Linked DNA regions of Homo sapiens: region 2 is linked to region 1. The links are chromatin loops, found by intact Hi-C in ENCODE. Cell type or tissue: mammary epithelial cell. All regions are shown on one strand.

Region 1 (4,000 bases):
ACTAAGTCTGGCCTTGTAATTCCTATTTTAGGCATTTCTCTCTACTGAGCCTCTTGACTGGAATATATAGCCCCTGAAGATAGATAACTTACTTTTCTTTCAATAATCCCCAACCCAAAACCAAGCCCTAACAATTGAGGTCTTGAATGCATGTTTTCTAGAGAAGGTGCATTTATGATAGTGATATGAGAAAGAATATCCTTCATAGACAATTAGCGGTTTTCCTTTCAAAACTCCAATACTGCAGGCTAACAACAGAATGCATTTCCAATTTCATTTGGAGAAAAGATCCTCAAGCAATCCAAACACGTTTCCATTTTACCTTCCTTGATATTATAATCCTTTATGATGCTAAATGACAGACGTCTCCCTTTCTGCTGGAATATTTTTTATCCATTAATAAAGGTGACTGAGGATCTACTATGTCAGGCATTGTTTTAGATGTTGGGGAATAGACCAGGCACAGTGGCTCACTTATGTAATCCCTGCACTTTGGGAGGCCAAGGTGGGCAGATCGCCTGAGGTCAGGAGTTCAAGACCAGCCTGGCCAACATGGTGAAACCCCATCTCTACTAAAAATACAAAAATTAGCCAGGCATGGTAGTGCACACCTGTAGTCCCAGCTACTCAGCAGGCTAAGACACAAGAATCGCTTGAACCCAGGAAGCAGAGGTTGCTGTGAGCTGAGATCGCACCACTGCATTCCGGCCTGGGTGACAGAGCAAGACTGTCTCAAAAAATAAAAATAATAATAATAATAATAATAAAGATGTTGGGGAAGCCGGGTGCAGTGGCTCACGCCTGCAATCCCAGCACTTTGGGAGGCCGAGGCAGGCAGAACACATGAGGTCAGGAGTTCAAGACCAGCCTGGTTAACATGGCAAAACCCTGTCTCTACTAAAAATACAAAAATTAGCTGGGCGTGGTGGTGGGCGCCTGTAATCCCAGCTACACAGGAGGCTGAGGCAGGAGAATCACTTGAACCCTGGAGGCAGAGGTTACAGTGAGCCAGACTGCAGACTAGGTGACAAGAGTGAAACTCTGTCTCAAAAAAAAAAAAAAAAAAAGTTGGGAAATAGATCATGATCACAACTGGCAAGATCCCTATCCTCAGGGAGCTTCCTTTCTAGCAGGGAGAAAACACCTGACATAAACCAGTAAAGCAAGTGAGCTAGATAATTTCAGAGAGGATGACATTCAAGAAGGAAAGACACCATGTAAAATAACAGAGAGGTTGGGAGTTTGTGACATCATGTTTTTATCTTCTCACCACTTCTGCCAGCAGCAACTCCATTAATCAGTGCTGGATTATCGTATTTTGGCTTCATCTCGTTTCTAAATACTATTCTTGCAAAGCCTCTTTCACCAGCATCCCTTACCCACAAGTAATCTCTTCTTTCACTTGTCCACAAAAAATAGCACATTGATTTTGACTAGGTTTGTTTAAGAAGAAATGCACTGATTAGACCATAAGCCTATTTGCTCTCCCCTGCCTAGCCTCAGGAACCTCATCCTCAGTCACTTACCCTGCAGGTATAAGGGACTTACAGTTAGGGACAGTCTTCCTCTGTCTCTCCACCCCACTGACTCACCAGCTTCTTTCAATACTCAGGTGAAAACATCTTTGCACCCTTTGCTATTAAGAAAGAGACTGGACACAGTCTATAAGAATGAAAATCACCAGAAACACCATTTTTGTTTGCAAGAGACAGTTATGTTGTCCTACAACGAAAGCACAAGATTTTTAAATGGCAAGTTACAGAGTTTTGCTAAGATTTCTTCTTTGGGAATACCAATCTGTCCCCTCAAATACCAATCACCTCTGGCCTTCGGTTGAACTCTGGATTCTATTATGTTATGGGGTTTATCATTTAACTGCATGTGTTCACAAGGCAGAATATTTAATGATTTCAACTATCACAAGAATGAACTTTGACCATTATAGTGACAAATGTACACATACTTGTTTTTTAAAAAAATAAAGCTTAAAAAACAAGTCAGAACCTCTCATTTGAATATCATATAAAGAACCCAACAGTCAAACTACATCTTCTCAACTAATTGCTAGTCTCCCTAACCAAAATTCAAGTTATTCCTTTCATCCAGTCCCAGAAACCTAACAAGGGCAACTCCAAGCCTCCTCTTTTCAACAGCTTCTAAGTGGAACATGGCACAACAGGACCTCCAATATCAAGATTCAAACCACAGTCTATGTAGGCCATGGCCCCACACTAACTTCACCCAACCCCAGCACCCAACACAAACCCTCCACCAGTGAGACTATCTAATTAACTGGATAACTGCTATGAAAAAAATCTGACAGGCAAATGAGAGGAATATGGAGTTCAGAAAGAAAAATCTCATATATGAAGAAATAATCCCAAGAAGAGGAAATCCCTCATAAATTTTTATGAAACATTCAGCAAATACGTATCATGTACCAGGCAAAACATATTACAAGTATTTCATCAGCAAATTAAAACAGTAAATTTACACATATATATATGTTTTTTATATATAAAATATATAAGTGTGTGTGTGTGTGTGTGTGTGTGTGTGTGTGTATATATATATATATATATATATATATTTTTTTTTTTTTTTTTTAAATAGAGACAGGGTCTCCCTATGTTGCCCAGAAGGCTGGTCTTGAACTCCAGGGCTCAAAGACTCCTCCTGCCTTGGCCTCCCAAAATGCTAGGATTACAGGCATGAGCCACCATGCCTGGCCACAGTAAATTATATTGTATGTTTCAATCATAGAAGTTAATATTTAATTTCACATACCTGCAAAAACAATCTTTGCTTTGTATTTCTGAATGCCCTTCACGGTATAGCCCCACTTACGAGCTAGTTTACAGGCAGTCTCTCCAGCCTCCACTCCTATCAGGAGAGAAAAATGTTCAGATTTTTTTAAAATGTTAAACTATCAAAAAATAAAAAGATTATTTTTGAGGGTATTTAACAAAAAAAGGAAATGTTTTACCTGTATTCATAGGAAGAACTTTGTGGTAGTTGAAAAGTTTAGTAATATACTCCTCATATTCACCAAGTACGTTATTATAGAAAGCTCTAGATGTTAAGGTCAATTTGTCCACTTGACTCTTCAGAGCATTCACAATCTTGGGGTGACAATGCCCTTGGTTGACAGCACTGTAAGAACTCAGGAAGTCAAAATATTTTCTGCCTTCTACATCCCATAAGTAAATACCTAAAATACATAAGAAAGGAAAATAATTTTAGACAATTACTATACGGCATAAAGTCCAAAAATTAAGAGTGCTAGCAAGCCCTCTGAATGCCTATATATGAACCTCTATTTAATACATATTTGTAGTTAAAGCTTGTTTTAGCTCAGGCATAATAAACTTTGGTTTGTAAGGAATTACTAAGAATTGTATTTTATCTGCCCAGCTTCAAAACACACATTTAACAAAAATAACACAAAAAGGTTATAAACTCTGGAGTAAAACCTTTACCTAATTCTAAGATTTAGGATCCAAAATTAGAATTTAAAAGCAGAAGTTAGGCAGGGAGCCGTGGCTCACGCCTGTAATCCTAGCACTTTGGGAGACCAAGGCAGGGATTGCTTGAGCCCAGGAGTTCCAGATCAGCCTGGACAACACGGCAAAATCCCTGACGCTACAGAAAAATGCTGGGCATGGTAGTGCGCGCGTATGGTCCCGTTACAGAGGCTGAGGTGGGAGGATTGCTTGAGCCTGGGAGGTAGAGGATGCAGTGAGTTGAGATTGTGCCACTGCACTCCAGCCTGGGCACCAGAGCAAAATCCTGCCTATAAAAAAAAAAAATAAAATAAATAAAATTTAAAAATAAAAAAGCAGAAGTTACACATAACAGACAAAAATCATGAGAAGTAGACTGTAATAACCCTTAGGATGGAAAAAAAATATTTGTAAATCATGTGTCTGATAAGGATCTAATATCCAGAATTCTTACAACTCAATTTCAAAAGGACAAACAACCCAATTTAAAAAATGGG
Region 2 (4,000 bases), 1.3 Mb before region 1:
CCCTTCCAAATTTCCATTGCGCGGTGGCTTTTTGGTTTTATTTTTATAGAAGGAAAATAAGCGCAAAACCTAAATCCCTCTAGTTTATTCTTTTCTGCTTTTTTTTTTTTTTCCGAGACGGAATCTTGCTCTATCTATTGCCCAGGCTGGAGTGCAGTGGCGCGATCTCGGCTCACTTCGACCTCCGCCTCCCGGGTTCAAGTGATTCTCCTGTCTCAGCCTCCCGAGTAGCTGGGATTGCAGGTGTGTGCCACCACGTCCGGCTAATTTTTGTATTTTTAGTAGAGACGCGGTTTCACCATGTTGGCCAGGCTGGTCTTGAGCTCCTGACCTCGTGATCCGCCCGCCTCGGCCTCCCAAAGTGCTGGGATTACAGGCGTGAGCCACTGCGCCCGGCCTAGTTTATTCCTTTTCTATAGAACTGTTTTCAGAATCCAGAGAGGGAGAGAATTCATATGATAGTACTTTTATTTCTGGATTTCTGGGTATGTTTCTTCCTCCCAACCCCCAAATCAGTTATCCACCTTAATTTTCAAAATATGAGCAGCCTCTCATAAGAATCCCGACTCAGGCCGCTTTTCTCTTCTGGAGAGGTCTGTTGCAATTAGCCTCTTCATCGGTCTTACTTTGTGATGGAAGAATTCTCTAAGTGTCTAAAGAGAAAAGACAGCCAAAAATCAGAACTCTGACTATTTGAAACAGCTCCATATCTGGCCTGGTCTAAGTGGTCTTATTTATTAGTAGCATTTATTTTGAGAATTTCATTTGTAAATTATTATTAATATTACTATTATTACTTTGTTCCCTGTTTTGAGAGAGTAATTTCAGTATTTTTAATATGATATCTTTTATCCTCTCCTCTTACTTTTCATGTTCTGCAGTAATTATTGTACGTTGACCTGTGCAATATTGTACAAAATCTCCTGAGAAAGCTGTTTCCTCCTCCACCGTGGGAAACAGACCTTTTCACTGTATAATCATGGTCATTCATTTAGAAAGAAAAAAGTAGGCAGGGGAAAGGGGGGAAGAAAGAAACAAGCTTAGGTAGTGATGCTCAAAGGAGTAAGTTAGGCATACTGGAGCGCTTTAAGTGAAGGACAATCAATTTAGCAGAATTTTAACTTATTTGATAAATGTACAGATTTCTTGTAAAGTTCACCCTCTACTCCGCAGGGCTCCTGGCTCTGTCACCCAATCTGTTTTCTTTCTGTCGGTACACCTGTTGTTCTGTGATAGTTTGTTTCCCCTCATCTCCCTCACCTCTGCCTGGGTTGAGTCCCTTTTTAAGAAAAAGAGAAAAAAAAAACCCACAAAATATTGTTACACTAATGTTGTCGTGACATTGAATTAATTAAAAAGAAAAGAAAAGCTTTACGTGTTGCCAGAGTGTGTAAGTTTGGACGATTTTCCCTAGAGCAAATGTCTCCAAAACTCTTTTCTGTCTTGCTCGCTGACTGCCTCTGCGCTCTCTAAGTACAACCTGGACGCACAACCCTGTATTCCGGGAGGCGGTGGAGACAGAGGCGGCTTTGTTCGCGACCAGAGGCACTCTCTCCCCTGTACTTTCCGCGGCCTGAAACGCCCAGCGAGCAGGGAAGAATGCTGGGCGGAAGGGGAGTGGACTTAGGCTTATCTAGTTTGCGAAATTGAGCAAAGCGACAGCGCGCGAGGCGAGATACCAGAGACAGCTGGTATTTCCGAACACTGGTCTGCAGCCTCCCGTTCTGTTCTTAAACCTGGGTTCCTTCGGGAGCCGAGAGCTTTTGGGCAGGGCATCCCTGGGCATTCGTCAGCTGGTTAACTTCGGTGGGCTCTGGTTGGAGGGAAGAAGGGAGTGAGTTCAGAGTTTAGCTGCAGCCGTAGGCCGATTGCCAAGTCAGGCTAGGAAAGGCTGGGCCACAAGAGGACAACCCCAGGGACAGCCAGCTCTTGGGACAGCGGCTCCCACTACCAGGAGAGGGGAACTTCCTCAGGTCTTGCAGAGCTGAGATTCCCGGGGCGACTCGAGCATGGGCGCGGTCCTGATGTGCTAAGTGTGAGGGAACAGAGGCTACCTAGCTGCTGCAGCTGCAACAGAGAAGACCTTGTCTCTTCCGTGCCAGGCTCTTCTCTTTCCCCTGGCGCCCAACACCTCCTGGGCGGCATCTCTAGATCCCCGACCCTGTCCTGGCAGACGCCGAGAAGCGTAGCGCTCACCACACCCGCGCGCTACTGGGTTCCAGGCCGCCGCGCTCTTAGTGAGCAGCCTGCGGAGGCACAGCGCGCCGGAACCGCCTGGAAGGGTGGGTCCGCCCGACAGAAGCAGGTGCCTGGGCGACACTCGCTGGCCGGGTGTGGCCGCCTGCCTTTAAGCTGGGGGTCTGCACGTACAATTCCTGGCGGGGCACCTTTGAAGCTGGGGAGCCGAAAGGGGGAGATGAGGAACCCAGAGGGTGAAAAAGATTCCAGAGAGCAGCCATAGGGCGCGACCGCTGGGGAGCGCCTGCACGCCTCTCTTTCCTCTCGCAGTGCGTTGCTAGGCTCCTCAAATTCAATCGACACAATTGATTCTACTGTGGCTGAAACGTCCAGTATAGTTTTCTGTTAATGGAAAACTGCCCTCCGAATAAACCGACATGCGTATTTATGGCAAAATTTTAGCCTGGACCCCAGTGAAGATAGATCTCTCTTTATTTCCCTCTGGTTTGGAATAAAAACGAGGGCATGTGTCATAAATGAAACATAAACAGAAATTCGGGTCAAAATATGTTGTTCCTTGTGTTACCTACAAACATGGTGATGCCTTTTACTGTTGGCAATACCAACTGCAGGACAGGCCAATAACAGCTCATTAAAAATAATGTTGCAACAGCAAACACGTTCTTAGATTTTTACAGCCAGAACACGATGTTATCAAAGGCCAAGAAAATGCTTCTTTATTTGTGTTTGGATTCTAGAAAACGGTTCTTGACTGATCAGGTCTTTACAAAGTCGGGAAATAACTGGTTCTCCACAAGCACAGTTTATCCTTTGTCCTGCTCCTACAGCCTCCCTTTTCCTCCTGTTGGGGAGCCCCACTGCCCTGGACCCCCGAGCATTCCTCCTCCAAACAGTGATCTGCGCCCTGGGGGAGGGAGGTGGTGCCAACTTCGCCTGGGGACTGGTGGCTGTGTGAGCCTAGAAGCTGGCCCAGGTGGGAAATGTCCCCTTCCCTCCTGTCAGGGGTCACCATATTTATCCCAGGGCAAGCAAAGGGGTTGAGCCAGGGTGCGGGGCTGTGGAGCACAGAAGCCACTCTACACAAAGCATCCTAAGCTCAACTGCAAGTTTTTCTGTGGTTTCAAGCCAGGAGAATCCAAGAAGGCACTTAGTGGGGCTGTCACATCTCCAGAGCTGGCCGTCTTCTTCCCCCACCCAGAATGCCTCCCTCCCTGCTGCCTCTGCAAAGATTACTAGGAGCTGCTGCCACCACTCACAAAAAGGGGCCTTTTTTGGGAAAAGTGAATGTGCCTACACAAAATTCCTCCTGGACATTCCCTAGGGGAAGACAGGGCATCCCATGTCCTCTCTCCTAGGACACTGAACTGGCACTCTCAATTTTGTCTTTTCACCCCTCCTTCAGACTGTGGAGCCCAGCTTCTCTTTGCCAACCCTAGCTTTAGATTCTTCCCATCTGCACCCCAATTAATCTTCAAGTCAACGCAAATGACTTCAGCTTCCAGGCTAAATCCTTTCTGCATCACCCAAAGAGACACACATGGAAACAACACACAGGAGGATACACTCACATTTGATATAAACACTCACCATACACATCCACACACTGTAGACCTCCTAACACCATTTCCTTGGGTTCCTAGCATACCCAATCACAAATGTGTTTGGCATCACCACCATTGCTAAGGCACAGACGTAATTACACACATCTTGTTCGAAGTGACCCTTTACTCCGATGGCCTTAGGCTTAGGCAAGCTGGGGAGAATCCTGGGAAAGGACTGGGCAGAGTGAGGTGGCGCTCCC

What was found. Hi-C counts contacts between places; a loop is a spot of excess contacts. Peaks named below come from ENCODE experiments on the same cell type or tissue, not always from the same donor. Only the 100,000 strongest peaks of a DNase experiment are listed, where the experiment ranks them.
Region 2: a loop joins it to region 1, with 19 times the contacts of the local background. A loop is called at or near these places in 2 of 110 quality-filtered maps.

The regions. Positions count from the first base shown.
Region 1 is chr10:124,405,755-124,409,754 of GRCh38, forward strand. OAT (ornithine aminotransferase) reads right to left here. Exons shown (of 10, transcript NM_000274.4): 3 at 2,987-3,211; 4 at 2,788-2,883. Among named protein-coding and RNA genes, the nearest start is that of OAT, 11 kb to the right of the region's middle. In mammary epithelial cell, no CTCF peak of the experiment used is centred here; no DNase peak of the experiment used is centred here.
Region 2 is chr10:123,138,050-123,142,049 of GRCh38, forward strand. It overlaps HMX3 (H6 family homeobox 3), which reads left to right. Exons shown (of 2, transcript NM_001105574.2): 2 at 1-1,374. Among named protein-coding and RNA genes, the nearest start is that of HMX3, 4.1 kb to the left of the region's middle. RefSeq lists enhancers at 1-233, 1,274-2,043, 3,805-4,000 and a silencer at 1,478-1,527. In mammary epithelial cell, a CTCF peak has its summit at 2,490; a DNase peak (open chromatin) is centred at 1,562; H3K4me3 peaks cover 131 bases; H3K27me3 peaks cover 3,583 bases.